Linked DNA regions of Homo sapiens: all the other regions are linked to region 4. A link is a loop called in an ENCODE intact Hi-C map of the cell type or tissue named here. Cell type or tissue: mammary epithelial cell. All regions are shown on one strand. Each heading gives the region's core, and the rest is flanking DNA. Links, peaks and the distances in the headings are about the cores only. Region 1 overlaps LOC105374040 (a long non-coding RNA gene). Region 2 overlaps TMPRSS7 (transmembrane serine protease 7). Region 3 overlaps CD96 (CD96 molecule). Region 4 overlaps PLCXD2 (phosphatidylinositol specific phospholipase C X domain containing 2). Region 5 overlaps PHLDB2 (pleckstrin homology like domain family B member 2). Region 6 overlaps TAGLN3 (transgelin 3). Region 7 overlaps PHLDB2 (pleckstrin homology like domain family B member 2).

Evidence for each region. Peaks named below come from ENCODE experiments on the same cell type or tissue, not always from the same donor. Only the 100,000 strongest peaks of a DNase experiment are listed, where the experiment ranks them.
Region 1: a loop joins it to region 4, with 6 times the contacts of the local background. A loop is called at or near these places in 10 of 110 quality-filtered maps.
Region 2: it touches region 4 in a loop (7-fold over the local background); 23 of 110 quality-filtered maps call a loop at or near these places.
Region 3: a loop joins it to region 4, with 7 times the contacts of the local background. A loop is called at or near these places in 8 of 110 quality-filtered maps.
Region 5: a loop joins it to region 4, with 9 times the contacts of the local background. A loop is called at or near these places in 6 of 110 quality-filtered maps.
Region 6: it touches region 4 in a loop (14-fold over the local background); 29 of 110 quality-filtered maps call a loop at or near these places.
Region 7: it touches region 4 in a loop (14-fold over the local background); 108 of 110 quality-filtered maps call a loop at or near these places.

The regions. Positions count from the first base shown.
Region 1 is chr3:111,801,158-111,805,574 of GRCh38, reverse strand. It overlaps LOC105374040 (a long non-coding RNA gene), which reads left to right. Exons shown (of 4, transcript XR_924333.4): 4 at 1,127-4,417. It also overlaps a transcript of PHLDB2 not described here. Among named protein-coding and RNA genes, the nearest start is that of PHLDB2, 56 kb to the left of the region's middle. In mammary epithelial cell, for the core only: no CTCF peak of the experiment used is centred there; DNase peaks (open chromatin) are centred at 2,224 and 3,074; H3K27ac peaks cover 3,412 bases.
Region 2 is chr3:112,041,581-112,045,997 of GRCh38, reverse strand. TMPRSS7 (transmembrane serine protease 7) reads right to left here. Exons shown (of 18, transcript NM_001395507.1): 3 at 3,948-4,078; 4 at 1,676-1,743; 5 at 55-248. Among named protein-coding and RNA genes, the nearest start is that of TMPRSS7, 9.1 kb to the right of the region's middle. In mammary epithelial cell, for the core only: a CTCF peak has its summit at 2,166 (motif pointing right); a DNase peak (open chromatin) is centred at 2,177; H3K27ac peaks cover 250 bases.
Region 3 is chr3:111,576,250-111,580,666 of GRCh38, reverse strand. CD96 (CD96 molecule) reads right to left here. Exons shown (of 14, transcript NM_005816.5): 4 at 1,433-1,640. Among named protein-coding and RNA genes, the nearest start is that of ZBED2, 17 kb to the left of the region's middle. In mammary epithelial cell, for the core only: a CTCF peak has its summit at 2,700 (motif pointing left); a DNase peak (open chromatin) is centred at 2,676; H3K27ac peaks cover 433 bases.
Region 4 is chr3:111,715,223-111,719,639 of GRCh38, reverse strand. All of the region lies in intron 3 of PLCXD2 (phosphatidylinositol specific phospholipase C X domain containing 2), which reads right to left. Among named protein-coding and RNA genes, the nearest start is that of PLCXD2-AS1, 40 kb to the right of the region's middle. In mammary epithelial cell, for the core only: CTCF peaks have their summits at 1,930 (motif pointing left) and 3,502; a DNase peak (open chromatin) is centred at 1,919; H3K27ac peaks cover 988 bases.
Region 5 is chr3:111,893,234-111,897,650 of GRCh38, reverse strand. All of the region lies in intron 2 of PHLDB2 (pleckstrin homology like domain family B member 2), which reads right to left. Among named protein-coding and RNA genes, the nearest start is that of PHLDB2, 36 kb to the right of the region's middle. In mammary epithelial cell, for the core only: a CTCF peak has its summit at 2,383; no DNase peak of the experiment used is centred there.
Region 6 is chr3:112,012,000-112,016,416 of GRCh38, reverse strand. It overlaps TAGLN3 (transgelin 3), which reads right to left. Exons shown (of 5, transcript NM_001008272.2): 5 at 2,532-3,007. The coding sequence ends at 2,866. Among named protein-coding and RNA genes, the nearest start is that of TAGLN3, 15 kb to the right of the region's middle. In mammary epithelial cell, for the core only: a CTCF peak has its summit at 2,695 (motif pointing right); a DNase peak (open chromatin) is centred at 2,696.
Region 7 is chr3:111,965,447-111,969,863 of GRCh38, reverse strand. PHLDB2 (pleckstrin homology like domain family B member 2) reads right to left here. Exons shown (of 18, transcript NM_001134438.2): 14 at 3,161-3,251; 15 at 2,040-2,186; 16 at 1-174. Among named protein-coding and RNA genes, the nearest start is that of ABHD10, 11 kb to the left of the region's middle. In mammary epithelial cell, for the core only: a CTCF peak has its summit at 1,994 (motif pointing right); a DNase peak (open chromatin) is centred at 2,003.

The DNA.
Region 1 (4,417 bases), core at 196-4,195, 86 kb before region 4:
TTTTCTTTTTTTTTGAGACGGAGTGTTGCTCTGTCGCCCAGGCTGGAGTGCAGCGGCGCAATCTCGGCTCACTGCAAGCTCCGCCTCCCAGGTTCGTGCCATTCTCCTGCCTCAGCCTCCCGAGTAGCTGGGACTACAGGCATGCGCCACCATGCCCAGCTAATTTTTTTGTATTTTTAGTAAAGACGGGGTTTCACCATGTTAGCCAGGATGGTCTCGAGCTCCTGACCTCGTGATCTGCCCGCCTCAGCCTCCCAAAGTGCTGGGATTACAGGCTTGAGCCACAGCGCCCGGCCCCAGTAATTTTTTTTATTGTTGAGTAGTATTAGCTTGTATGGATATATCATAATTTGTTCTTGGCTATAATGAACAAAGCTGCTATAAACATTTATGTACAAGTCTTTTGTGGACTTATGTTTCATCTCTCTTGGGTAAATTCCTATATCTAGGAGTAGACTTGTTGGGTAACAAGGCACACGTATGTTTAACGTGTTAAGAAATTGTCAAACTGTTCTCCAAAGTGACTGAGGTTGACACTTTCAAATTCTACATTCTTGCTAGCAGTGTATAAGACTTCTGGTTGCTCCACATCCTCCCCAGCACCTAGTATTGTTCTATTATTTTATTTTTCACATGAATAACTTTTTATTTTACCAAAAACTTGATATTGTTCTATTGTTATTTATGTCAATATTTTATTTCTCAGTGAAATTTATTACATAATTTTGAAGTTTTTCTCAAAATAAGAAGTGGCCCACTTTTTAGAAGCCCTGTGTGCAAATTAATTCTTACTGTTCAGCATCACAGTTATTTAAAAAGTCAAATAAACACTGCAGTTTAGCAAAGTTTTCCCCCCAAAATTTCAATGGTAAGTATTAGCTGTAATTTTAAATAAGAAATGAAAGTTTAATTGGGCAAAATCTGGACATCCACATGGAGTAAAGTAGAAACCTATTAGTCAAGTGATGTGGGACTAATTTTTTGAGGTTTAGCTCCATTATTACTGTACTTATGCTGCAGATAGTATATCTTATACTCTGCGTAGAAAACAATACATCAGTAGGTTGGGGCCTAGCATCATCATTTACTTTTTTGCATCTGAGGCTTCTTTCTTTATTTCTAACAGGTTGACCTGAACATCATTGGCTAAACATAGGAAATCAAGAAATTGTTAAAACTTCGCCAAAGTTTTCTACCTCTAATAGTTAAGAGATGATGAAGGGAAGACTCTGTTCTTCAGAAGAATTCAATAATGTCTTCTTTCACAGGCTTTAAAAGATTATCTCTTCAAAGATTCTTCTAACTTTTTGTTTGTTTATAGACCATGTGTTCTCAATAGGAACAATATTGTCCACCAAAGGGTGAAAATTGGTTCTTGGGGGGTTTAACATTTTCTTACTATTTTAATGTATAAAGCACAGATATACCTATATACAGTTCACAAACAACATAATGGTGTCTCTGTGGCATTAAATCTCATGGAGGAGAGGACGATCAGAAAAAATGTCTAAAAAGGCTTCTTTAGGGATGTGATACTGAACAAAAGTTTAGAAACTGAATTAGAGGACAGGAAAGGCACATAAAGAGTTTAAAGGGACTAATCAAACAGGACGTTTTCAACTGATTACATGAATTTGGTCTGAGACTGATTCCTCAGAATGCCCCCCACTCTCAAGATACCATTTCACCTGAAGTCATTAGCTTTGGAATAGAAAGGAACAAATCTACGCTTTGTTAAGAAATATTTGTAAATTGGAAATTTTCATTCTTTATCTCACTTTGTTTTAAAGCAACATCAGAGAAAAAAATTGTTATATCCATTTTTTATAGCTGAGGGAAGTAACGCTCAATGAGGTTAACACTTTCAAATTCTACAAAGAATACACAGTTTCTGAGTGTAATTAGTGAATGTAAGAACCTGAGTTTGTTTGATTTCAAAGCCCATGATTTCCTCCCACTCATGTGCTAGCCAGGGATTGCTGGTGGGTGAGATGGTGTTCCATTCTACTATCCTGAGTTCACTGAAAATTGACTCAAATGCCTGAGTCAGGAATTGATGTGTTCTCACAGCTCGAATTCTGGGAAGACTAGTGGTGGGGGTGGGGCTGTCACTAAGATGTCCAGGAGTTCTGCACGGGGTGGTGGGGGCACATTCTCCCGGGAAGTTTCAACTGGACTGGAGTTTACAGGAATCCAAGAGCTTTGGCTAGAACAGAACCAATCTCAGGATTGCAGAGAACCCTGTTAGTAGCAACCTTACATTCCATTCCATATTTGTCAGTGAGGGAGAGGCACTCTGATCCCCATCAGAAATTTGAAGAACCACATAAGTTTTGGCTAGCTGCCTGTTCCCTCTGCTTCACAGCTTAACGATGAAACTTTTGTTTGCTGTGTTCTTCCATCCTCTGCTCCCAAGTAGCAGATGCCAACCAAGGAATGACTGCTGATTTCAAAATTAGAGAGATGGCCATATAGACTATGAACATATAGATCATTTCTGCTTTTTCTTTTGTTTCTAGAGATTAGTATAAAACTTTTTGTACAACATCCCCTATACTCATTAAATCTGTGACATCCTTGTTGCTACCTGATATCATATATCTGCTTTATTTTATATTTCTGCTTTTCCTTTTCCAGTGACAGGTTGCCATTTTAAAGATGATTAATTATCTATCATTTGGGAGCAGGACCATAACCTTTAACTTTTCCTGACAGGACAAAAAACATGTGTTCACACCACCCACCCTTATTGATTCTCATGGTAAGGAAGAAGAGAGGATCATAAACTAGAAGTGAAAAAATGGAAGTTTTAGTGCTTTTTCTTTAAAAGAGAGAGAATGCATGATGCTTGCCTCACTCTGCTGTAACGAATGTAAGTTAAAACTAAAATACAGTTTAGAAAACTTTCACATATTACTCACAAGAACAAGCTATGAGTGTTGTTATTTTACTATTTGCTAAATGTATAGTACTAATGTCTCTTCTAAGGGACAAATATCAAGCATTTCACAAGAGGTTACACGTCATCTTGCTCTATGCTAGCATGGAAATAAATGAGAGTTGGGAAAACAGGAAATAAATATTCTAAGTTATCAGGGAATGCTGCCAAGGCATCATAGGAGTGTCATTAGTTATTTTGGTTTCTCAACCAAGACCTGAGATACAAGGCTAGTGGGTGGTGTCTAGGACAACACAGAGAAAATGAGGAAGCTCTTGGAAAGTGCTCTCCCCTTGCTCTGTCTCCCCTTTATTCTTCACTCTGTAGGCCAGATCCTCTGGAGGCAGAATGCAGCCACCACTGTGTTTACACTTTGGTACAAGAGAGGTTTCTTGTATGTAAGCACAGTGCTCCATGGAGCCATAGAGATAGCTGGTGGCACTCTGCAGTTTTCTGTGCAGTAGCTTGATAGACTGGAGAAAGCCTGAACTAGGAGCCAAAGTTTTGATGTTAGATGCATAATCATCACAAGTAACACAAATCAATTTTTAGCAAGTTACTTAAATCTTTCTATCCTGGTTAATTTATTGTTTTACATTCTAAAAATTGAGATAGAATTCATATACTATAATATCCACCCTTTATAAAGTCTAGAATTTGATGATATTTGTGATTACATTCACAAAGTTGTGCAACCATCACTGCTATCTTATTCCAGAACATTGTCATCATTCCAAAACAAAACAAAACAAAACAAAACACCCATATCCATGAGCAGTCACTCCTTACTCTTCCCTCCTCCCAGTCCCCAGCAACCACTAATGTATGTTCTGTCTCTATAGACTTGACTATTCCACACATTTCATATAAATGTAATTATATGTTATGTGATCTCTTGTGTCTGTCTCCTTTCACTTAGCATAATATTTTCAAGGTTCATTCATGGTGTTACATGTATCAAAATTTTATTTCTTTTTATGGGCAATAATACTCAATTGTAGCTTATTGTTTAGTCACTCATTCATCTGGTCATCCATCCTTCACCTACTCTTCACTGAATACTTATTATGAACCAGCCTTGTCCTAGGCTCTTGGGACACATTTATTCATATTTGTGACATGAATGAATAAAGGCACAAATTTATTAACTATTATATAAAGATAAATATGAGATCTTCATATCACCTCAGTTAAAAATATTGGGTGAACAGATTGTTTATGAGCTTTTAAAATTTTGAGGTCTTTGTATCCAAAGGAGACCTGAGTTCTTGTTTAGTTTCTGTGTCTACTTACCCCTTGAAACTTAGATTAGAGGAGGGAGGGAGGCCTGCTTCATGAACCCCAGGACTGTGGGTTATTTCAATGTGGCCCTGTGCTCAGAGGGGCCTATGCTTGTTTTAACACTCTGTTGTGACTGTCTTGAAATTCTTAATAACTTTTGAACAAGGGGCCTTGTATTTCATTTTCCACTGGGCCCTG
Region 2 (4,417 bases), core at 119-4,118, 330 kb before region 4:
AGTATCAGGAGTCCTGCAGGAAGGAATGCTAAAGGAAAATTACCCAACAATCACCATTTAGTACCACAGAGTCCATGTCCACAGCCAGTCCCTGCAAGCTCCCCACAGAGGTCCGGTTTATGATGCTTGTCTGGATGGAGTCCTTCAAGATGGCGGCAACACAGTCTTCACAGAAGATGTGGCCTTTGGCACGTGGCATGACAAAAACAATCCAAAAGTGGACAAGGAGGCCGCCTTTGTTGTTGCTGCTATAACGAAAAAAGAGAGATCATCAGGGACCTCATAGGACTTTACAGAGAAGAAATACCCAGATGATGGATTCAAGGTAAGGCCAATGAGCACATCCTTCAACTGAAGCTAGCTCCCTTCTTTAGGTAGTCATTGACGTCTGTTATGAAGATTGGCAAAGGACAGCATCATGTTATATGTATTCAGACCATAGTGTTGGATTCTAATCTAAAACCATTACTGTAGAGTTGCGTCTCCATGGAGAATATGCTATTTCTATGGATATCAATCAGTATTCACTGCCATTAAAATTTAAAACCATGGCTGGGCATGGTGGCTCACGCCTGTAATCCCAGCACTTTGGGAGGCTAAGGCAGGCAGATCACCTGAGGTCAGGAGTTCGAGACCAGCCTGACTAACACGGTGAAACCCTGTCTCTACTAAAACTACAAAAATTAGCCAGGCATACTGGCAGGTGCCTGTAATCACAGCTACTTGGGAGGCTGAGGCAGGAGAATTGCTTGAACCCGGGAGGCAGACGTTGCAGTGAGCTGAGATCATGCCATTGTACTCCAGCCTGGGCGACAGAGCGAGACTCTGTCTCAAAAAAGAAAAAAAATTAAAACCATTACAATGTTTGATACTCTGCCATGTCCGGGGACTGTGCTAAATCTGCTTTATCCCATTTAATCTTATGAGAAGGTCCCATTATTATTCCAGTTTTATAGGTGAGAAAACTGAAGCCGAATACAACTCCAAGTCACATAGCTAGTAGCAGATCCAGTAATTAAGCCCAATTTGGTTTCCAGTCGGCCCCCAGAGCCTGAGCTCCTAATGACATAAATACTGCCACGTTTTAGGAAAGGAACATAACATGGCATTCTGCAGGAAATGACTTGGGAAATGGAAGGTTAAGGAAACTAATCAAGTTGCTATACTCCAAGGCTTCTCAGTGCTTTAATATGTCAAAGTGGATTGTGGATTGTGAATCTCTGCAGATATATTGGGAGTGGGTGGGGGTGGGATATAATATATGGTGCACGATTTTTTCTAAAAATTATTTGACCATGAATCCCCTTTTTTCTCAGAAGATCTCTAGTGACCAGTTTTTCACTGAACATTAAGAAATCATGGTCTGTGCTTTATTTTTGCCTCCACCCTCCACCCAATATGATAGACAAGTTTATGGCCATTTTGCACAGCAGCACTGCTATAGGGGTTCAGGATTCTAGCTATGGGGAGAAGGTCGGGATTTGGTGGATAAAGAGCAAAAACACAGCAAGAAAGAAGGGCAGTGAGTTGAGTCGCTAGTTGTGCTAATACAGTATGAATCCCCAACCACTTCCAAGAAGTTACTTGGGAATGGTGGAATCTCAGCCTTTTCATAGCCTTGAATGGACTTTAGAACAATGAACACAGAAATCTCAAAACAAGGGACATGCATTACCTGACATCTGCAACAACAGACTGCTCATAAAATTTGGAGAAGGCAGATGTTGTATAAACCAGGTTTATCTGAAAAAGAATAGTTGAGGTATCTGAAGTATTTCATACTTGACTTCCTTTTACAGTATCTTAAATGTTGTAGGCCCAAGCTCTGACAGCCAGCAAGAAGAAATGCAAGCCTCAAAATAAAGGCTCCTAACTCCACACCCCGGCATTATTTCTTGAATTCAAATAAATTCTTCCTGCAACAATCTTGAGTGACTTACTTTCATTCTGCTATCTGTGAAAAATCAGTGAAAAGTCATTTATTGCTCTCTTTAAACTCAAACTTAACTTCTGTATTCTCCCCACTGCAAAGGTTAATTTTCCCCACAGTTAACAAATCAAACTCATTTAAGTACATTTTCATAGTACAGTAGTCTGACCCAACGTCTTTTCTATCAGTGCACCAGCGTCGACCATATTCTTAAGGACACATTCTCACATTAGCCACTAGGGGGCGAGTGGTACCCACAGCCAGGTCTACCAGCCCCCTTCATAACAAACTCTAGGGAAGCGCCCCAGCCATTTTAAAACTTCATAATTGGATCTCAAGGGAGAGCTCTGTTTCAATCGATTTACCTTCTTGGCCCTTACCTAGCATTTCTAAAAGCAAACTCACTCTCTTCTCCCCAGTCATTTTCTCTAGTATTCCCCTTCCTATGTAATTTGAAAACCACTTACATAATTGCCCAAGATTTAAAAACAAAAAAATTTAACCCTTAGAAATTATGAAGTGTAGTGGAAACAATATAAGCTGTGAAATTTAAATTCACTGTGCAACACAGAACATGTTGCCTAAACCTGTTTAGGCAGGATTTTTTTTTTCTTTTTCTTTTTCACCTATAAAGTGGTAATCAAAACACCCACCTCCTTGGGATAATTTTAGAAATAATTGGTATACAGTCATATGCCACATGACATTTTGGTCAATGACAGACCACATATATGACAGTAGTCCCATAAGATTATGATGGAGCTGAGCAACTCTTATCATCTAGTGATTTGTGTTACAATTGCCTACACTGTTCAGTACAGTAACATGCCGTCCAGGTTTGTGGCTTAGGAGCAGTAGGCTATACCATCTAGCCTGGGTGTGTAGTAGGCCATTCCAGCTACGTATGTGTACACACACTCTATGATGTTTGTACAACAGTATCTCCATTGTTAAGCGACACAGGACTGTATAAATATTAGAGGCAAAGGGTTTAGTGACGTACCCAGTATATAGCAGGCATTCAATAAGTAAAAGCTGCTCTGAGCACTATTGTCTTTGATGTGCCCTCTCTCTCACCACCTTTCCTCATTCTACACAGCCAGTCATTGTGTCAAGTTCATCACTATGACAACCCTCTCCAGTACCGTGGAAATACAAATTGACAGCAACGTTCTAGTTGGTAATATGTGCCAAGAGCCATGAATAGATACTTTTCTATTTGTCCAAGTAATTATGCTTTTAGGAAACCACCTAAGGGAGTAGTCAGAGATACTCACAAAGAATGTGGCAGTTTTGCTGTCACATTATCTATAGCAAAAGTTGGGAACAGCCTAAACATCCAATAAATAGGGATTTGCTAACTTTGAGTCTATTGTAACTTATATTTTTTAAAGGAAGATTTACGTGCATAGAAGCATGCAATAGCATGCTAAGAGAAAATGTTAGTTTATAAAACTGAATATAATATTCCAATATTGCACTATTCTCTATGTCTGTGTATTTCAGAATAAAAAGGGGCTTTGTCTCCGGTGATGACATTAAAGAAGATGTTAGTTTTTAAAACATAATCATCTGAATTTTGCTAATTTTTATAATAAATATGTATTAGTTCTACAATGAGAAAGTTATTTTTTTACAATGAAGAGATTGCCAGGGCATCAAGGTTGAAATAAATGTGTACAATAATGGAATTAATCGGTATGCATCTAACTTCAGAACTGGAAGGTGTTTTAAAGGTCATCTGATTCCAATTCTTTTATTTTACGGTTCAGAAGAACTGAAGCTGAGAGAGCCATTCTTTTTTTTACATTGGAGCATGGGGGCAGGGGGAGAAATTCTATCTTATAGCCAAGATGTGCTAGATTTCATGTTTTCTTCTGACACCTTCCTTTGTCTACCCTGCCCTCTACTTCCCTAAACCCTGCTCACCTGTGACACTTGTGTTCCCCTCCAGCTTCATCCCCCACCTCCCCGCAAACCCACTCTACCCTAATACCCTCTACCTCCATCGCCTCACCACTTGCTGCACAGTCCGTGACACTGAAAGAAATTCCCTGGACTCCTTTTGTCGGTATTCGGGAAGAAACTCAATGTTGGTGATGCGAAACATCCCAGCAAAGTAAAAAGCATCTTTGCTTTCTGTTTTACCTGTAAAATAGGAAAGAACAAGATTCGGAGGCTTTCCCATCTGTGTGGCAGTAAGGAATTGTCTGAGCTATGTCAGTATGAGGCTCCTAAAATAATTTTATTTTAGGCAGCTACATACTAACTGGTTCAGAGCCTGTGAACTTTTAAATGTAGGTAACAACATCTATTTCATCAGCAGCAAATAACCGTATCTCAGAATATTCCTTCTGTCCACTCTGGCAAATACTTAAGAGCAAGATTAAAAGGATCTCATGGCCCTTGTGTGTTACTTTTCTGTGGCCCATATATACCCTGCTTTATCATAATTTCTCTCTGTCTCCTTTATGGGCTCTCTGAAGG
Region 3 (4,417 bases), core at 266-4,265, 140 kb after region 4:
ACAGAGGAGGGAAGGGGGAGGCAATTTTGTGTTTTCTTCAAAATACTAAATTGTATGACTGCCAATAATAGGGCAATACAATTCCAAATAATTTTTTTTTGCTTGCTCTGCCCTTTAGAGAATTGAGGAACAATCTAGCAGCCTGTGTCCATAGGTTTGTGAAGTTATTTTCTCTTTGTTTATCTCATTTTCAAAAATAATTAATTGTCTATCCACCTCACTGCTTTTCTCTTTGCCTTCTTTAAAATTGACTTTCTAAAAAACACAGATCTTTGTCACAAAAAATGAAAAAAACATCCAAAGGCAGAGGCTTCCCTTCATTAATGGTGTTTATTAATTAGTGGTACTTCCTTGTACCACTGGGGAAAATAGAATTTTAACCTTTCCTCCTTAAATTGGCACGCTGCAGATAGTCTGCATTTTGAGTGAGGCCACAGTGGATTTCACAGCTCAGCTCCACACTCCTGAGAGTGCAGGTTCAGAGGGCCTTTCCTAAAGGCTCCTTTGCTGGAAGGGCTGGACCTGGATGGTCTCACCCCAGCTGGGCCTTGGCAGGATAGCAGGGGAGGAGGAACTTCTGCAGTTTCTCTGGGGCTATATTTATCACCTTCCTTTTCTCACTGACTTTACTCCACCTTGCTCAAGCAAGCAACTAAGACAATTAGACAACTAAACAATTAGATTTTGGCAGTTACAATTAAAGAGATTTCCAGTATTCTGAGAAATATTAACATTGTAAATAAGATAGTGGTCACCAGGAAATTGTTCTGTCTGTTATGGTTTGAATGTCCACTCCAAAATTCATATTGAAACTTAATCTCCAGTGTGGCAGTATTGAGAGCTGGGGCCTTTCAGAGGTGATTGAATCATGAGGTCTCTGCCCTTATGAATAAGATTAATCCATTCATGGATTAATGGGTTACTGGAGTCATGAGTTATAATGGGAGGGAAACTGGTGGCCTTATAAGAAGAGGAAGAGAGACCTGAGTTAGCACATTAGCAAACTCTGTCCCCTCGCCATGTGATACCGTGTGCCACCTTGGGATTCTTCAGAGAGTCCCCATCCGCAAGAAGGCTCTTACCAGATGCGTCCCCTCGACCTTGGACTTAGCCTCCATAACTGTAAGTAATAAATTCCTTTTCTTTACAAATTACTCAGTTTCAGGTATTTCATTGTAAGCAACAGAAAACTGACCAATACAGAAAATTATTGGCTTCTGTATGATTTTATTCTGTTAACAGAATCATCATTCTTTAGCATCCTACCCTCATCCCCCTGCCCAACAAGAATGACAAGTATCCAGGGAAACAGACTCCAGCACTGTTACCCACATGTGGCTGCTCTGCAGCATAATAGGGTGCTTCCTCTTCAAGGAAGAGCAGGGCAGGAGACAGGAGGATGCCAGTGAGTCTGTAGAACAAAAGCCCTTACCAAAAACCTTGACTGTGGTGGAGCTCCTCAAGATTTTGTTAGGACCGACTCTAATGTGGCAAGAGAACTTCCGCCCATCATCGAAGATTTGGACTGGAGAGAGGTGGAGTCTGTAGTCTGTACCAAGCTTGACTCTATCTTTAAGTAATGTGGAATTGCTGATGAGGTGATTTTGGGAGATAAGTGTTTCCTGAGTTCCATTATCCTCCTGGTGAGAAAAATTGTTACCAGTTATTGAGTCCTCAACTGTGCCAGCTCTGAACTAGGCATTCGACAAGCACTGATTCATTTACTTTTTGTAAAGTAGAGAGGAAGAATGAAGGATTGAAATTAGAAGACATTTAGTATATTACTAGAGAAAGTATGATACACTTGACTTTCAGTTAAAAACTATTGTTACCCTCTCCTAACAAATGGAAGCATTCTGTTCTTCTGACTAGAGCTTCTCCTTCATAATCTTCTATGAACTGTATATCTGGAGCAGGATTTGGGGTTTGGAATGGGCAGGACTAATGGCAGATTTTAATTTTTATTTAAGAAGTTCTGACATCTTACTGCTAAGATGAGAAGACTGTATCAGTGTGAAGATTTCATAAAATCTTCATTTAAACTGGATGATTACAGCTATCCCTAAATTCCTTTAGAAAATGACTCTTTGTCAGCTCCTCCCCGAGCCTGGACTAGGATCAGGTAAAGTGGCATTCTCAAAGTCTTGCAAGTGAAATGTTGACACCCAACAGTGAGTACCTCCTTAAATTTTGTGCCCTGGGGCAGCTCCTTGCCTCATTTCACAGCCTTGTTCTGGTCCTAACCTTATTCCCTTTCTTCTGTGTTTGTGTTAGCTTCAAAGAGGATGCATGAAGAGTAGCCTGAAAATGTTAATCTGAATTTTGGAGATCAGAGTATATTTGAGGTACTTGGTTCTTCTATCCCGTATCCTTTCTTCGGTCTGTGATGAAAAGCCCTATTATTCTCTCTGTGCCTGGAATTTTTTTGGACAAACTCCCTGGGGTGTCACAGTGTTGGTTGATGTCAATAAAAGTGCTCACTAGGGGCCCAGTAAGGAGGGGATTCTTGACGGGCACAAGGGTAGAGGATGGGTTAGGTCTTCATATCCTGTTAGTATGACTCAACATTCTCAGTTGAGCTGCTTTTAAAACACTCTGATGCACAAGCTTGTCTTCTAGAGATTCTAATTCAGTCTGTCTGGGATAAGGCCATAGCTAGGACAATTGCTTTTAAGGTACTCAGGAGATCCAGGGCTGACATCTACTGGCCTAACTCTAAACAACAGATGAATCCTTGTGTACAGTCATCAGGGGAAATGGAGGGAAGTAAAATGGAGAAGGGTAAACAGGAGTGCATTCAATGGGGGAAATGTTACAAAATAATGATAAGATCTATGAATTGGAATCTCTAGTTTTAAAAATGAGACAGATCAGGCTACAAGAAATGGAAACCACATTCAAGTATGGGCAGAAACAGAGGATGGACTAAGGTAGACTTCTTAAATAGTTTAAATAGAAAATTCCAGAATATACTTAGTAGAAACTCTTATGTAAGACACCGTTCTTTAGCTGAATCTGGCTAGGATTTGTGTCAGTCTTACATACAGATAGTATTGTGTTATTGCCTGCAAATAATCATACTCTGCTGAATTCTTTTTCCTGCAGCAATTTACATACCTTTATACCCTTAGAAAGAAGGACCCAAGAATCCGTGCTGCTGTTTTCCTAAGGAAGAAGAGCAAAAGAAGAAGGGAGAAAGACTGTATTACAGAGATAGGATCCCCCAGAGGAGCTCTAAGTATTGGGTGGGGACAGGAGAAGAAAGTGGAGAGCATGTCACTCAGCACTGGCAAGTCTGGAGGTCAATAATTAAGAAGGCAGGTACCCCCTGCAGATCTTTTGGCACAGGTACGTTTGGCAGCCTCTTGCTTTTTTGTGTGTCAGGATTTTAGAGTTGAAAATGCTCCTTGGTCATTTAGTATATGAATGCCATTTGGAACAGTTCCATCAACTGTCACTTTGTTGTGGGAAAAAGAGCAGTTACATGCTGAAGTTGGAGACTGGTGAGAAAAACTGCTTTTTTCTTTATTATATAGCAGATTGTGACTAGGTGGTTTAGTTGATAGAGAAAAAATACAAAACCTTCCAACTTATCCAAAGGTTGCTTTTTTCCCCTGGGCAGTTGACTTTTGCAGAAAGAAGGGTTTGTTCCTTCATTAGGAAAGATGGGATTCAGTTGCAAAGAATGCCCCGTAACCTACAATATAAGGAGATCCTAAGACATTCTAGAGTCTTCAGTTATAAAGGGGGCAGTAGCAAGAACTTACATATGAGTGGCTGCCTTCACAGAGCAAATGGGAGGAGAGGTGAAAAAATTAGCACAGGCAAACAACGAAATGCCTAGGACTGGGAGAGGGAGAAATAATACTAGTATTATGTTATGACCATTATTAAACTTTCATAATCTTATTAGTCATAGTTTAAATTTATTTAGCACCTACTATATTCTAAGAATTCTGCAAAGTCCTTTCAAGTCTTATTTACTTCTTACAACTATGTAGAATAAATTGAGGTTAAAAATTTGATCAAAGATCACACAAAGTAAGAGTTATTTAAGTCACAGCATCAAAAAGCAAGGAGGCCCAGAACCGGGGACAAATAAGTCTCAGATACAATTTGTACTAATAAGAACCAAACTATAAAATAATAATAAATAAAAAACCTTTCTGAAGTATCTACAGTGAGAAATTTAATAGAAATTTTAGAAAGCTAGAACCTTTCATGTGAGTTGTAGATTACAGGGGTGAGGGCAATTTGTTGATTGAAAGGGGCCTTTGTATGACATATTGGCCCACTTTTGATGATAGGTGTTTAGAGCACACCTCAACTCCTACTTGATAATAATGCTCTTAGCTAACCTAGTCTTCAGGAAACAGACAGATAGAGGCAAGAACCTGTATGTGACAGCCTTATTTCT
Region 4 (4,417 bases), core at 103-4,102:
TGAGTTTTCTTTCACTTGGCATAATTGTTCTGAAATTCATCCACGTTGCTGCATGTATCAGTAGTTCGTTGCCTTTCAAAATCAATGAAGAGAATTCCATTGTATGTATATACTGCAGTTTGTGTATCCAGTTTCCTACACTGGCAGGATGGACACTTGGGCTATTGCCAGTTTTTTGGATATTATGAGTAAAACTGTTATCTGTTCAATTCTTTTACTCATTTTTTCATTTTCTTTTAAAAAAATTGTTGAGTTGTAGAAGTTATTTATATAGCCTAGATACTGGTCTTCTGTCAGATATATTTTGTGAATATTTTCTCCTAGCCTATAGCTTGTCTGTCAGTTTTCTCAGTGACATATTTTCATGAGCCGAATTCCTTAATTTTTACAGATTCTAATTTGTCCATTTTTTTTCTTTTATGGCTTCTGTGATCTAAGAACCACTTCAGTCCACTCCAAATTTACAAACATATCCTATGTTTTATTCTAAAAGCTTTATGGTTTTTAGCTTTTAGGTTTAGCTCTAAGAACCATCTCAAATTGATTTTTGTTTATGGTATAAAGTAGGAGGTCAAGGCTTACTTTTTTCATATGGATATACAGTTATTCGATCACTAAGTGTGGCTTCTTAATAGACCAATACTTAATCAGTTGTCTCACTAACGGTCTTTCAGTCTCATTTTATTAATCAAAGGCTTCCTAGGTGACAGCCAGTTATTTAGTGACATAAAGGAATAATGAAAATTCAATGTGATAATTTCTGCATTAATAGTAAGTGTAAACTACCACAGGCAGCATAGAGAAGAAAGCAATAAAGTGTACTCACAGTTTACATCATAGTAAAAACAGCTCAATACATACTCAGTAGGCTGAGAATGCTTTAAAGAAGACAGAAGAAACTCTCCCTTGATGCTGCCTGCCCTTCTTTCAGCACATATCTTGACTTCTCAGTTTTCCAGACAACCCTGTTCAGGCCTTGGTAGCATTTTGTCCTTCTCCTCTTTCTTTTTCTCTTACCATAACTATAATCAGTCCTGGGTCTCCTCCCTCTCTCAGTGGACTCTACAATCAGCCACGGGCTAAAACACATATCATAAATCAATCAATCTATCTATCTATCTATCTATCTATCTATCTATCTATCTATCATCTATCCATCATCTTATTTTTTTTTTGAGACGGAGTCTTCCTCTGTCCCCCAGGCTGGAGTGCAGAGGCGCGATCTTGGCTCACTGCAAGCTCCGTCTCCCGGGTTCACGCCATTCTCCTGCCTCAGCCTCCCGAGTAGCTGGGACTACAGGCGCCCGCCACCACGCCCAGCTAATTTCTTTGTATTTTCAGTAGAGACGGGGTTTCACCGTGTTAGCCAGGATGGTCTCGATCTCCTGACCTGGTGATCCGCCCACCTCGGCCTCCCAAAGTACTGGGATTACAGGCGTGAGCCACTGCGCCTGGCCTATATTTTTATATTAATAGCTGATTATGACTTAAAAGATCACCCTCCCAGGGGTACTTCCATTTTGAACGGGGACTCCTGAAGAGTGATAATAATAATGCTTCATACAGATTTTTGGGGAATTAAACAAAATAATACATGTAAAGTGTTTAGAAGAGTTTCTGTGATATGATAAGTGTGGTAAAAAAAAAAAGGTAAGGAATCATAACTGGAAGAGTGTGAGGTAGAAATATTTGGTGGCTGGGAGTAAGAAACTACACCTTAAAGAGGTCACATCCTCCTGCTTACGTGACAACATGTTGTGGTTTGGAAGTGAGAAGCTGCAAATACAGACTTCCTTAAAGATAGACCAAGGATACACAAGGAACCACACCAAGGACACAGTAGTACTGAACCTGATAGATTCAAGACTTCATTTTAAAAGCCTGAGTCAGTGTTGAAGTATGAGGTGCAGGCGCCCTCTGCTGGTCATTACAGGGAAATGAGCCTTAAAGGCTTGTAACTCCAGTCACTGCAGCCAGAGCCTCCTCACCTTGGAGGATCCCTGGAGCCTGAGCAGAGAAATGCAGTGAAAGGTATGTACCTGTGGTTTCCAGTGACAAAGAGTTCTGTGTCAGCTTCGGGTAGCATGTGTCAACCTTCTCCAAGGCAAGGATCAAATAATTAGGATTAAGTACGAAGAAGGGGAAATGCAGAACCCACAGTGAAGAGGAGCTACTTTATTTTCTCAGCTCTTGGTATTTACCAGGACAAGGGATCTGTGCAAAAGGCTGAACCTGACAGTGCTGACAGGCCCGTGAGGCAACAGTTCCCATGGATGGCAGAGCAGGAGGTTAAAAACTTCCCTTTGACCTTGGGGCCCAGCTGGGAACAAGGGTGGTCCATAGTGTTTCTGGGTGTCTTTACAAATAGGGATGGCATGTCTATTTTCTGCCAGCCACTGTGGCTGGCATTTTCATGTTAAGGCTACAATCTGATGAGGTTTATTAATCCTGTTTAACTGGTGAGAAAACCACAGCTCAGAGACCTCAGAAAACTTGTCCACGGCCACCCTGTTGCTCAGGGACTGCATTGATTTGCTAGGGCTACCATAGCAAAACACCACATACTGGTTGGCTTAAATGACAGAAATGTATTTTCTCTTGTTTTAGAAGTTGGACATCCAAGATCAAAGTGTCATCAGATTTCATGTCTCCTGAGGCCTCTGTCCTTGGCTTGCAGACAGCCGCCTTCTTATTGCATTCTCACATGGCCTTTCCTCTGTGAACACATATCTGTGGTGTCTCTTTGTGTGTCTAAATTTCCTTTTCTTTTAAGGATACCAGCTAGACTGGATTAGGGCCCACCCTAATATCCTCGTTTTGACTTAATTACCTCTTTAAAGGCCGTATCTGCAAATGTACCCACATTCTGAGGTAACTGAGAGTTGGGACTTCAATATGTGAGCTTGGGGATGGCGGGGATGGGACGGGGCACAACACAATGCACCCTGGAACAGGGAGCATGTCAGGCTGCACTCTCAGGCCTTCTGATTTCAGTCCATGTTCCCTTATAGAGTTCATGGATGCTCTGTCCTCAAGCTTAGGCAAAGCATTTTCATATGATTTCAGTGAGAGTGCCATGAACCTGAATTTCAGGTTTCTATAAGTCTGGGAGAAACCACCATGGAAATTGAGTCAAATGGCTATATTTCTTGTGGCTTCCTTCTACGGTGTTGAACCAAAATGAACAAGATCTTAGCTCCAAAGTTTATCGAAGAGTTAGGGGGTTAAATCCCTGCCGAGAAACCACCTCTACATTTGTAAGAAAATATACCCTGTCTTTTTTTTCTTGGTTTGAGCTGACCACCAGTGCCAGCGACCAGTTGTTAGGACAGACCCTCTGGGTGTTGGCACACAGGGGAAGGTCCTATGTTTGTTCAACAGCCCAGAGGAAATGACAGCCACACTCTGCACTGGCCTTTTGGAACAAACTCAACCAGAGCTATATTTTCCTCCTTCAGTTGATGTGCAGGACTAGGAATGCATGCATACTTGCAATATTCTTATGGCCGGCAGGGGGGCGAGATGCCAAAGAAAGTATCTTTCCAAGCTTGGGGACATTGGCTTGCTGCTAGCAGTAGTGCAAGGGCTCTGGCATAGTAGGATCCCTTGGCTTTGGGCGCATGCCAACATCATTATCTCTCATCATAAAGGAAAGAGCCAATGTTTCACTTGCAGCCAGATTAAAGTTTTAGGAATGTACAGATATGAAAAGCTTTGTGACATTGTGGGTTACTAGTTATAACCTGTGAGATATTACCAGATTCAGGTACTAATAAGACAACTGCAGGCCTGTGGAACAGAAAAGAATAAGCACAAAAATATGCAGTATCCAAGTCAGTGTCCAACGCTGAAAAGGGCAGTGGTCTAACGATCAGAAGGCCAGAGTCTGAGAGGTATTCTTGACTTTTACTAGCTGTATGGATTGGGGTCACTTAAGCTCCCTGAATCCCATCTAAAGAGGGGATGATAATATGCTGTAGACAATGTGCCATCCTAGAGGCTGACTTGATTTAAGAATCAAATGAAATCATCTGCAAAAAGCCATTTGATATTCAGAATATGGTATACAGATATAACTTATCCTTAGTTTTTTAAATACTCCCTCTCCATTATTAGTATGGCTGTCTGCACAGACTTCTTCACAGTGGTATTTCACATTGCTTTATAGAAATTTTCATGCCAGTTTCTGCTGCTAGACTGTGAGTTCCTTGACAGCAGACAGTATAATATTCACCTTGAATCTTTGTACCTAGCTCTTCCTAGGTGCTCAATGTTTGTTGAATGAATATATAAATAATGTTGATCTACAAATATACCAGAGGCATGAGGAAAACAGTGTGGATACACAAACATATTATTAAAACAATAAAGCTTCTAATTCGGGATCTTTCAAAGAGATATAGTGCTGGTTTATAAA
Region 5 (4,417 bases), core at 306-4,305, 180 kb before region 4:
TACTCAGCATTTTCCTAAAATTCTGTCTTTTCTCAAAATCCAAATTACAACCCCAGAGCTGGGATATGGTCTTAGCAATTTTGAATAAGAAATACCAATTTATCCAAACCAAAAATTTTCAACCTGCAGTCATTAGACTTCACCAGAGCAAAGCTTTTGGCTATTTGCAACTTTAGGAAACTAATCTCACTGACTTCAGCTTCAGGGAAGATGAATTAGACATACTTTACCCTATTTCTCCCACTAAGTATAACTCAGAACCCTGTACATTATATGGGGAAAAAAACAGAAGACTCTGAAAGGTGGAAAAAGGCAGACTGGGGACCCAACGAAACACACAGAAGTGTGTCTCTGGGATTTCCCTTTGCCTCATGTATCCTAGTCTTAAACCTGATGAACCAGTGACTGCAACAACCTGCCCAATTTCCACAGAACTCTGCTGAGTGAACAAAGCCAAACCCACAGGTTACATGCTATATGGTTATATTGTGAAATGATAAAATTATAGAAATGGAGAAGAAATCAGTGGTTATGGGGGTTAAGGAGAAGGGAAGCTGGTATGGCTATAAAAGGCCAACATGAGAGACCGTTGTGGTGTTAGAACTGTTCTGTATCTTCACTGTATCAATGTCAATATCCTAGCTCTGACATTGTCCTATAGTTTGGCAAGATGTTACCATTGGAGGAAACTGGGTAAAGGATACACAGGATCCCTTTGAATTACGTCCTATGATTGCTTGTGAATCTCCGATTATTCAACATAAAGAGATTATTTTGTTTAAGTGACTTCTAATAAGCACCTTCATAACTAGCACATTGAGATGGCTGAAACAAAAGAAAAAGTGCTGGATGTGTTACCCTTGTAATGCTTGTTTTGGATTTTTTTTTTTTTTTGAAAAATCAATTTCCAACTTTAAGAATATTCTCTACAGCAAATATTCCCATAATCTTTTCTCAAGCTGGGGAAGAGAAATTCACATTATAAGAATTAGCCAGCGCAGCCTGGACGCGGTGGCTCACACCTATAATCCTAGCACTTTGGGTGGCCAAGGCAGGCAGATCGCCTGAGGTCAGGAGTTCCAGACCAGCCTGGCCAACATACGTGGCGAAACCCCGTCTCTACTAAAAATACAAAAATTAGCCAGGTATGGTGGCAGCTGCCTGTAATCCCAGCTACTTGGGAGGCTGAGGCAGGAGAATTGCTTGAACCCTTAGGAGGCGGAGGTTGCAGTGAGCTGAGATCACGCCACTGCACTCTAGCCTGGGCAACAGAGGGAGACTCCGTCTCGGGGCGGGGGAAGAAAAAAGAATTAGCCAGCACAATCACTAAACCTATTAGCTGATGATAAATTTTTAAAATGGTAGCTCAATAAATAGCTTTTAAATTTAGATATACTAAGCCAGGCATGGTGGCTCACGCCTGTAATCCCAATAGTTTCAGAGGCTAAGGGGAGCAAATCACTTGAGGCCAGGAGTTCGAGAACAACCTGGCCAACATGGCAAAACCCTGTGTCTACTAAAAATACAAAAATTAGTTGGGCATTGTGGCATGCACCTGTAATCCCAGCTACTCAGCAGGCTGAGCCGAGATCATGCCACTGTACTCCAGCCTGGACAACATAGCAAGACTCTCCTCAAAAAAAGAATAATAAATAAATATAGATATACTAAGTAATTTGACAACAAATATGGGGACCACTTTTACCAGAAACAATCAATAGTCCTCCTTCACTTAATGTATCTCCATATAAATAGATAGATAGATAGATAGATAGATGGATAGATAGATAGATTTTTTTTTTTTGACTGAGTTTCACTCTTTTGCCCACGCCAGACTGCAATGGCTCGATCTCGGCTCACTGCAACCTTCACCTCATGGGTTCAAGTGATTTTCCTGCTTCAGCCTCCGAAGTAGCTGGGATTACAGGCATGTGCCACCACGCCTGGCTAATTTTGTATTTTTTTAGTAGAGACGAGGTTTCACCATGTTGGTCAGGGTGGTCTCGAACTCCTGACCGCAGGTGATCTACCTGCCTTGGCCTCCCAGAGTGCTGGGATTACAGGCGTGAGCCAACACGCCTGGCCTCCACTCCTATATATTTGTTGGTCTTGATATATTTTCAGTTTTTATTTAGTTTATATTTCTTTCTACAAATTTTATTTATGATCTTTATTTCTTATTTAAGAAACAAGTGTTCATATATTTATTTATGATTTTAAAAAAGAATGAGACTTCTTCTATAACTGACACAGGGGCATACAGGGCCTCTTTTTAGTCCAAGTTGCTTTCTATATTTCAGCGTTTAGCCTGAGAAAGCTGAACCATGTGAAGAGTCAGAACATACATCTCTCAAATTCTTTAATGCATGGCACCATCAAGAGGCAATAGCTTGTACTGCTACTATAAGAACAGAGGGTTTGCTCTCAAGAATGGACTACTGCAATATAGAATTTCATGAAGACTTTAGCTCTGTTTCCCCAATGTGAAGTCATTAGATTATTGCCAAATGCTAATTTTTCCTTCTCACTGCTTTTCTGCCCATCTCTCCAAGTGAAGAAGAAAGAAAAAAGGTATGACAACCGTTTTTTTTTTTTCACTCTCAGTTAATGGAGGACAATTGGCAGCCCAACTTTGCTAATGATTAATTCCTTTAATATTTAATCAACATATACACACATACAGACCCACACATACATACATACACACACACACACACACGCAAACCAGCAATTTGTAGAGAGAAAGTCCTTGCTTTATTCTCTAATGACCCAAGGTGATCTGATGACAGATAACATTTTTCTTTATATTACCCAGTGACAAAAAATGTACTTACTTTAAGGGCTAATATCCAGAATCTACAATGAACTCAAACAAATTTACAAGAAAAAAACAACCCTATCAAAAAGTGGGCAAAGGATATGAACAGACACTTCTCAAAAGAAGACATTCATGCAGCCAACAAACATACGAAAAAAAAGCTCATCATCACTGGTCAGTAGAGAAATGCAAATCAAAACAACAATGAGAAACCATCTCACACCAGTTAGAAAGGCAATCATTAAAAAGTCAGGAAACAACAGATGTTGGAGAGGATGTGGAGAAATAGGAACACTTTTACACTGTTGGTGGGAGTGTAAACTAGTTCAACCATTGTGGAAGTCAGTGTGGTGATTCCTCAGGGATCTAGAACTAGAAATACCATTTGACCCAGCCATCCCATTACTGGGTATATACCCAAAGGACTATAAATCATGCTGCTATAAAGACACATGCACATGTATGTTTATTGCGGCATTACTCACAATAGCAAAGACTTGGAACCAACCCAAATGTCCAACAATGATAGACTGGATTAAGAAAATGTGGCACATATACACCATGGAATACTATGCAGCCACAAAAAATGATGAATTCATGTCCTTTGTAGGGACATGGATGAAATTGGAAATCATCATTCTCAGTAAACTATCGCAAGAACAAAAAACCAAACACCGCATATTCTCACTCATAGGTGGGAATTGAACAATGAGATCACATGGACACAGGAAGGGGAATATCACACTCTGGGGACTGTTGTGGGGTGGGGGGAGGGGGGAGGGATAGCATTGGGAGATATACCTAATGCTAGATGACGAGTTAGTGGGTGCAGCACACCAGCATGGCACATGTATACGTATGTAACTAACCTGCACAATGTGCACATGTACCCTAAAACTTAAAGTATAATAAAAAATAAATAAATAAATAAAAATAAATCCAAAAAAAAAAAAAAGAAATAGTGCTGTTTACTTAGAGAATAGATTGCTAATTTAGGGAGTGGGTAGCATCGTCAATCTACTCCTGTGCTGTCAAATATATTATACCTAATTTCACCTGGATTTTTTTTTTTTTGCTTACCTTAACATAAAAAAATTTAAAATGACATTCATGGCTCACATCATATTTCTGAGCTAAATCTGATAAACCCTCCAAACAAGGTAGGAAAGTTAAAAAAAAAAAAGGTAGAGAATTGACTGGCTATTTTAAACATTAGGGAAATTAAGAAAAGGCTCCACAGCAAAAATTCAGCTTAAGGCTTAGGCTGAATCTGAAGATTAAATCAACTTATGTACCTGACAATGGCCATTCTAGCTCAGAGTATAGGAAGAGAGCCATTGTTTCTCAAGATCCTTTCAAAAGTCTTGAGCCACTAAGTTTATTGGGTTGGTAAACAAACCTCTCACACCATCTGCAATTTAGCTGGCTTCTTCCAGCTAGTGCAGCCATTTTTTTAATAAATTAAAATTATACTCAGGATGTAGCAAATGGAAGGGCCACATCAGGAAGGAGATTCAAGTAAGACTGGAGGACAAAATAGTTTTCAATACTTAAGTTTGCCTTCACATTTCAAAGACATTCTTCTAAAAAAAAAAAAAA
Region 6 (4,417 bases), core at 259-4,258, 300 kb before region 4:
GAAGAAAGTACATGGCATGCTAATTGGGTCTATAATTTAAGAAAGAGGAAAGATTGCTCTTTTAAAAAAATGGACTTGACTATGCTTCGGATCCAATCAAGCTATTACATTATTTCCTGTAGCTGAAATGCATAAACAAACTATCAAGAATTGGCACCTACCATATGAAATGGTTCTCAAACAATGCTTGGGAGCAGAGACGCTGATCTTACTCAGGGGGTGCAGTCACCTTAAGCTTGTTTATCACATGCACAGTGTGAGGGCATTACCAAGCCCATGCGAAAGATGGCCTGGAGTCTACATTATTCAAGAAGCTGACCTTGGCCTGTTTAAATGTGGAAATTTCACTTCTAAAATGTCCAAGGGAAATAGGCTTTAAAAGCACTCACAAGAATGTTGTGCTCATTTCTGCCAATAATGCTACTACAATTTAAAATTTTATCTTTGTGCTTTACAGTTACCATAGCAGTGAAAGATTCATAGTCAACAGAATTGTTTCAATTTCAATGACTGATTAAATTAGCAGTTTTGCTAATTTGAGGCCATGCCAATTAAATTTATTATCTACAGTAGTGCTGCACACTATTATGCCATTAAAGCTTTCTGCGAATGGTAACTAAAATGGCAGAATGCCTGCAAATAAAAAGCAAGATCCTACTACTTGACTGCAAATGCAAAGTGGGAAAAGAGGGAAAAATAATCTCAGGCTTTAGCTTGGATCACTTCTGGTGACTTTTGGGAAAATATATCGAGACAGATATTCTTTGGAACTACACACTGGATTCTCATTCTCTACCCTAATCGCCACCACTCAGGGTAAACCTCTGCTCTAGGTCCTCAAATTTTTTCAAGAGCCTCGTCCCTAGGTTACAATTATTAGATACAACTGAAGGGATGGGAGTCTCCATGGGGGGGGGGGTTGCATCTTGTTGGGAGGAGAAATGTCCAGGTGCTGGCAAGTCTACCGGTGCTCTTTTTACCTGCTCCTCACTCCAGCTGGGCTCCAGCACAGCCCTGAACTTAGCAAGCTGATTCCTGCTGGCTCTGAACTAATTTTGCTGTTTTCTCACCTCTCTGTGTCACTGGTACAGCTAGGGCAATGTGGGAGCCAGAACACGGCACATCCTGAAAGTTCTCTCCCAATCCATTCCCTTCCTGATGGAGGCTATTTCCCTAGGGCTCCTACCCCCAATCCCAAACAGGGACCTAGACACCCTCTGTTTCTCCAGGACTTTCCTCCCAGTTTTATTTCACTTTTTGGGATCCATCGGCCTCCCTCTCTTACTTTTGTGGCAACTCCAAGGTGAGGTTTTAGGTAATAATTCAGCTGCCATGGCTGGGAGACATCTTTCTGGGAATAGGCAGTTCACTGGTAGCTGTCAAAGGGTCACTAGAACTTCTAGCAGATACAGTAAACTGCTTAGGTGACCCACAGGCCAATTTTCTTTAGCATAATGGTTTTTCCTTTTTTCTTTTACATTAAAGGTCTTTTTTAAATGTTATACTGAATCCTAATGTGTAATACAGATATATCAGAGCTGCTATGGTTGAAGCAGGAGTGGGGGCCCAGGGTTCTGCCTCCTCAGCAGCCCTGCCCCCACAGGGATCCCATAGGAACCTCTGGGTAAACCTAGAACTGCAGAGAACAAAGAGAGAACACAGTCCAAAAAACTACCATCCAAACATTTAGAGTGTGGCAATGTCTATACTTTCATCTATTTTATCTTTTTCTTGTTATCCATTATATGGATAAAATACCTTATTTCTTTTCTTACTAGATATATCACATGTTTTTTTTTCCTTGTTTCTACTGGTAAGAAAGAATAAGATGAACTGATAATCCCCAGGCTTTTTTGACCTTTTAATGTTTTCTATCCACGGGGAAAAAAATCTCAAAAACCTATTCATCTTAGGCAAATCGCAATACCAGGCAATATCCTAGGGTTTTCAGGGTTTAGACCCTTTAAATGACTTTAGGAGAGCAAACTACATTGTCTATAACTCCTGGATGATGAAAAAAACTGTATAAATGTCAGCATCGGACCTAGGGTCTCGTCTGTAAGAGGAAGATGAATGCTAGAGAAGTGAAAACTGCTCATTCATCCAGTCATCTACCCACCCATCCATTCAATAAAACCATCCACCCATCCATTCTTCCTTCCATCCATTCAACAGATACTTCCTGGGCACCTATACAAGAGCTTCTCAAGAAACCGGGCTTTGTCTCCCGGGCTGTGTCCTCTACAGGTCTAGCACAATAAGCACAAAGTACATGCTCAAAAACTTGTTGTGGTCAAAGACTTTGTTCTTGAACTTATGTCTCTAGGCTCTCAGAGTGGGCGAAATGACTCCTAAACTTTCTATTCCAATTGCCAAGATAAACGCGATAATCTTGCAAGAGCGTCCTCATAGCTAACCTATATTGCTCAGCTGCAGCTTAAGCTTAATTCCATCTTTCTGGCCTTTGAATGGAAGAGAAACCAGTCCGGACTGTGGAGTCCTTAAGAGAAAGAATGAACTTTACACTGTAAGACACAAGACTAATTACTTTATTAGGTGCATTCTATAAGTTGAAGAGGAGAATTTTTGGCAAATAAATAAATAAATAAATAAATAATCAAACAGAGACTCTGGGGCCCGAGGAGCTCAGGAAAACGGAAGCGGAGTCTTTGCATAGTTCTAAATGAACAGGAGGTGGCAGCAGTAGGCAACGCGGATTCTCGGCGGAAATGCAGCACTTGCAAAAACCAGGGACAGAAGGCTTTGAGAAAGAGGAGAAGGTCAGAAGGTGACTAACTATTTCTTTTTCGTAGAGACCATGGTGTGGAACATTCGTCCTCTCTACCAGGGGCAGGATGCCGCGTCCTACATGATCTGCCTGGGCATCCCGTACCCTGTCATGCCCGCCTGGGAGGCTCCCTTGTTGCTGCCCATCTGCAGGCCTATTACGTTCTGTCCCTGGCGAAGCTGCTCCTCGGAAAAGCCTCTCCGATTCTGCTGGGCTTTCCTGGACAAGGAAAGTGAGAGGGAATAATGTCATTATGACAGTTTTCCAATCCTTTTCAAGATATGCAATTAGACAGGCTCTGCTGGGGGTCCCCAAATAGATCAGCAGGTCCTACCCTGAGCTGTGGTTATGAGCTATGGCCCTACTCTGAGCTATGGCCCTACCCTGCACTGTGGACCTACCCTGAGCCGTGGCGCTACTCTGAGCTATCTCTGGCCCTAGCCTGAGCTGTGGCCCTACCATGATGCATGAGCTCCCTATCTTTTAGAAGCCCAGGTGTTTTCCAGAATTCCAGCAAAGAGTAGGGCAGAATCAGTGGCTACCTCTCTGGGGAATTCACTCTCAGCTTTTCTTGTTTCTCTTTCTCCCCACTCTCCCTTCTTCCCCCACCACTTTAGGCCATCTCAGACTTCTAAGAAGAAGCCTGCTTCTTCTTACCCTTTCTCTCACAGCTACGTCAAGCCTTTGTGAAAATTAAAATTGGTTCTTCTTACAAAGCACATCATTAATCCCATTCCCCCTTTCCCTGTATAGGGCCAAGATGAATATACCCTTTTAGAGCCAAGGGACCTAAGAGTTAATGAGGGGAAATGTCGCACTCTAGATTAGAGGTCTGCAAACTTTGGTAAAGAGCCAGATAGTACATAATTGTGGTTGTGTAGCCACATGGGAACACGGTAGTTCACTAATAATACAGACACTAAAACCAGGGTTTCAAATGGCCAACCTCTCAGAAGTTTTCAGGGCGAGTGTTCTTTAAAATGACATAAGCTGGTAACTTTTTTTTTTTTAATAACTGTCAAGGAGAAGAAAAGGGGATGCTGGAAATGAATAATCAATTATTTGCCACAGGGCACTCTTCTACAACTAAATTACCCAGTTTAAGCTTCCTGCCTACCCTACCCCCTGAAAAAAAAATCATTTTAAAAAAAGACCCTTTACTGAGAGATAACCATATAATTTGTCATCCGGACTAGGACGCTGTTGAGAGTGAAAGAGAGTTCTATTAATAGATATACTGGGACAACATAGATATTAACCATGACTGTTCCAAACAAACATGACATATTTACCCTTTATTAAGTACACAAACAAAAAAGAAGGAAGGAAGGAGGGAGGGAGGGAGGGAAGGAGGAAGGAAGGAAGGAAGGAAGGGAGGGAGGGAGGGAGGGAGGGAGGGAGGGAGGGAAGCAGCCAGGCAGGCAAGAAAGCTCAGAGCTGGCTTAAGTCATAATAAAGCCAAGTTCAGACATGAAGCCACCTTCAAGAAAGGCCATCCAGTCCTGCTGAGCCTCAGGAGAAACAGAACCTGGGTGGAGCTGGGAGGTATCTGGTAGAAAAGGCCCAACCATTTCTGCTCTGGTTAGGTTACTGGCCTGTACAGAAGCATCAGTCTTTCATTGCTTTGGG
Region 7 (4,417 bases), core at 174-4,173, 250 kb before region 4:
ACGTTTTTTCCACGTTTTAATTTTCCCACCCATTTTGATGAGGAATCCTCGGCAGGTCTTCTCTGTGATTGATACATGGTAACAGGTGTCAATATTGTGGCCAGCAGTCTCTACATGGCTCCGCAAATCAAAGTCTTCCTTCCGGACAGGCAGGTAGCGTGTCAAAGGACGAGCCTGGAAAAGTGCAAAACCCATTGCATCTATAGCTAATTATTTGTTTTGTTTTAGGTCACAGATGTTTAGAAGCAGAAATTAACTGTAAAACCTAAGCTTTAAAATGCCTATATGATTAAAAGAGCTTAAGATAAACAAAGCACTTATGATTTGGAGTCTAAAAAGTGGATAGTATTTTCAGAAAGATGCTGTAATATGTAGGGGAGAGGCAGATAAACTCAGGACAATTTATTCTATTCCTTAAGATGGGCAGTTGAGAAAATGAAAAATGGTCATTTATCTTAGTTTAAAAGATGTACTTTGCTCTTGTAATGAAGCATGAAGTTTTCTGGGCTGCTCCTTGCAGATGAGGACTGCTCCACTGTTAAGTTTCCAGAAGTTGTCCCTGCCACAGCTTAACAATCATTCTCAAGTAATCTCAAGCATGACATGATTGATTGAACACTATTTAGTAAGTACGGCCCCCACAGGATCCCACAAAGCTGTACTTGTCAGTTTACATATATTCCGATAGAAATTGAAGGCAGAGATTTATATTTTGAAAAGTAAAGCTAACATAAAGACAGAAGTGGAATCAAAACTGGACCTAATGTAATGAACTGTCCAGGACCAGATGCCAAAGGGATGTATTTAGATGTCTTTTATGTTACTGATGGCTGGTATGAAAGCCCGTCCAATCTAGGAAGCATATATCACCATGGGTGATAGTTCTAAAATGGTGTCTTATTTTATGCTGTTAAATAACCCCACCTCTTTGCCTCGGGGAAATGACCTAATTATATACTTGGAGGCAACACTTATAATCAGGATTAAAATAGAATTGTGCTTTTTGGTTTGGCTTCAGATAGTAAACACGCATGGATGACTTTCACTGCAAGTCAAAATTTGGCAGAGCGTTGGGCATGATGAAATAAAATAAACAAATTTTACTTTCTACTTTTCCTTCAATACTTAACGTTTGATTATGTGGTACTTTGGTTGTAACAGATGCTGCAGGCTTACTGATACCTCAAAGCATACAAAGTCTTAAAGATAGTCTCTAACTGCTATACTATCAAATGGCCAGCAACCACAAAGAATAAAAGTAATGGTATCTTTTGCCTTTGAGTCTAGTGAATCTTGATAAAATAGAGTTCAGCTTTAAATTACATAGTACTTAACAAAACTTTATGTTAGTTGCTCAGAAAACATATTATGTAAGCAGCTATAGTGACAAGAACAGAGATTCAAATTCTATGATGACCAAGATAAGACATTAAATAAAATGTGTGGTTTCTCCAAACTTTGCTTGAATACAACAAGCTTGTGCACAGGTGTTGAGGACTACTGTAGCAAAGGGAACACATGTGACAATACAGTGCTCAGAAAAAAGACAAAACACTACCACCATGACAAAGACACTGGACTTGGTGAAAAATTACACTGCTCTAGACTGTTTGCTTGTAAAAGATGGCTTAGTAGGACCTCTTCCATTCCCCAAGCAAAGGTTTCAGTTCAAATGTTGTATTTGTTTTCAGCAGCAAATCCAGGTGCATTTTTAAAAGCTGCTCAAAAAAGATTCTCTTTTTAAAATGTACTCCAAGGAATGGGTGGAAGAAAAAGTGCTGCTCCTGGCAAAACGTTCCATGCATGACTAAAGAAAAGTGTCATTTGGTTGGTGGTTCCCTAAGAGTTTTGAAATGAACTCACATTTTTTTTTTTTTTTTTTTTTTTTGCACAGGAATGCACACTCTTCTCTTAACCCTTACATGTCAAGTGCTAATGCTCAGTGCCCAGGAAAGCATCCTCAGACACAGAACAGCTGTCTTCTAGGAACTGCCACCAGGGGGCAACCTGCCCATATGCATTCAGATTGACCGACCAACCTGTGCCCTTTGTCTCTCCCTTATTTTTACTTCCTTTTCTATTAACTTCTGCCTCTGGCTAGTTTCTTCCTGTAATCGTTTTTCCAGGATTTCCCGGCGTCGTTTTTCTTCTTCCAGGGCTCGTTTTTTGGCTTCCATTTCCCGTTCCTAAACATTATGCATAACAATGATTATTTTAAAACATACTGGTTATACTTGAATGGTTCCAATCAATATAAAAAAGACAATTCTTACTAGACAAATCTTGGTTTGTAGACTAGTCTCTTATAATACATAACCTACAAGAAAACAACTCATAACCATGCCTGGTATAGCTTCCAAAATCATCATCTGCAGAAATGCAACCACTAAATTTAATTAACAATTAAATTGTGGTCTTCAGTGAAAATCCAGCTTGTTAATATATTCAGTCATTTCATCATTTCATATCAACCAGCAACTCTCCCATTTTAAATAAAAAGCCTCACAAACTGTACTTTAGCACTTATCACGTGATTTAGCCTGTCTTTTGACTACTGTCTTCTAACTGAAGGCCATGGTCCCTCTAATTCCTGTTGTTGCTCTGTAGTTTCCTGGCTGAAGGTCACAGAGGAAGCACGTGGGGAAGTTAGAAAAGGAAAGGAGGTGCCCTTCAGGGCAGGATGCAAAGGCATTTTGGGGGATTCCTAAGGAAGTCAGATTCTGACTTGAAATACAGTCATAAAAACGTGGGATTTTAAATATTAAAATAGTGCAGTTAGCACAAGCTGGGAAGGAAGAAATAATGCATAAAGACATGACATTCCTCCCTGCTCCTTGGCAGGAACACAAAACAGCCATCAAAAGACAAAAAACAAAAACAAAAAACAAAAAAAAAACACACACAAAAAAACACAAAGTGTTCATTTCGGTCTATGTCAATACTATATATATATTTCAAGTTATGGAAAATCCACTGCAGTAGAGAGCCTTAGAAATCATCTAACACCTTTATTTTTCAGATAAGAAAATGAGACTGAGAAAGGTTGAGTGATTTATTCCAGGAACACACGGCTCCTTAAGGAGGAGTATTGTCTGATGCCAAGCGCAGGGCTCCTGCACCACGGTATCACAGACCTCCGGCATGAAAATATGAAGCTTACCCTGGATTCGAGCAGCCGCGTCTTTTCTGCATGAGCCTGCTTCAAAAGTCTCTCCATTTCTTCTATTCTAGCAATATTTGAAGTGCTGGCACTGAATGAAACACCAAAGCCTTTTGAGAATATTGGTTTAGACTGAGAAGTCTCTCTAATACATACACACACACACACACACACACCCCAGACACACACACACACACACACATGGGGTCAAGGGAGGTGCATAACAAAATCCAAGCATATATAATTTAAAGAATGTTACTTACGAGTCATTGGACCGAAGAGGCAAATCAATTCAACTCTGAGAATTGTAGGTGACACTGACTTACCTCAGTTTAGAAGACAAAATATAGGCAAGCAAAATAATGCTAATGCTTTACTCATAGGTAAATAAACCAAAACCAAATCTTACAAAGTGTGACTTCTAAATGCTTCCTCCAAAGTCTAAAAATAATGACCCATGAGAGTCCTTCCCATTAGTTTAATGACTTAAAGATATCAGACCAACAAGACTATCACCAACGTTCTATATAAATGACACCTAATGTTTGGAGTCACTTTATTCAGTTGTGGAATATGTATTATGAGCTACTTTTTGTTGTCCCTTTATATGTGTGGACACTTTATTTATTAAATCATGATGCCAATTAAAACATGACTTCTCCTATAGGTGCAATGGATGGATAGTGGCCAGTTTTGTGAAGAGTACCCCCTCATGATACCAATGAGAAAACTGTATAAAGAGATTTAAGAGCTTCAAAAGAAATGATGGAAAAGACATCACTCAAGTGAAAGATGAAACCAAAGGGAGTGAAAGGTGCAAGAACAGTCAGGGTAACTAACAGACAAAGTGAAAACTTGAAAATGTTTAACACAAAACAGGAAATTTTATTTTCCACCGCTTACATTCTATTTGACTGTTCTGGAAAAGAGAGACTATAACCTAGGTCAAAACTTATTTACTTTGCTGTTTCAGCTATGGAAACCATATGCTATTTGTAATGCATGTGTACTTTTGTACTCATTTAAGTACCTGCCTTCTTTACTAGACTCTCTTGAGGACATACAGACAGACTTTCGTGCCTGTATCCCTGTAGCATAGAACCTGGCATAGAGTAGGGATACATGTTTGTTAGACACATTCATATAAAAATAAATTCATTAAAAATTCATATAAAAATGAAGAATCAGAGACCTCTTGGTTATAGATACTTATTAATATAGTATTCTCAAATTATATTTTTGTAAATCAAACCTAGG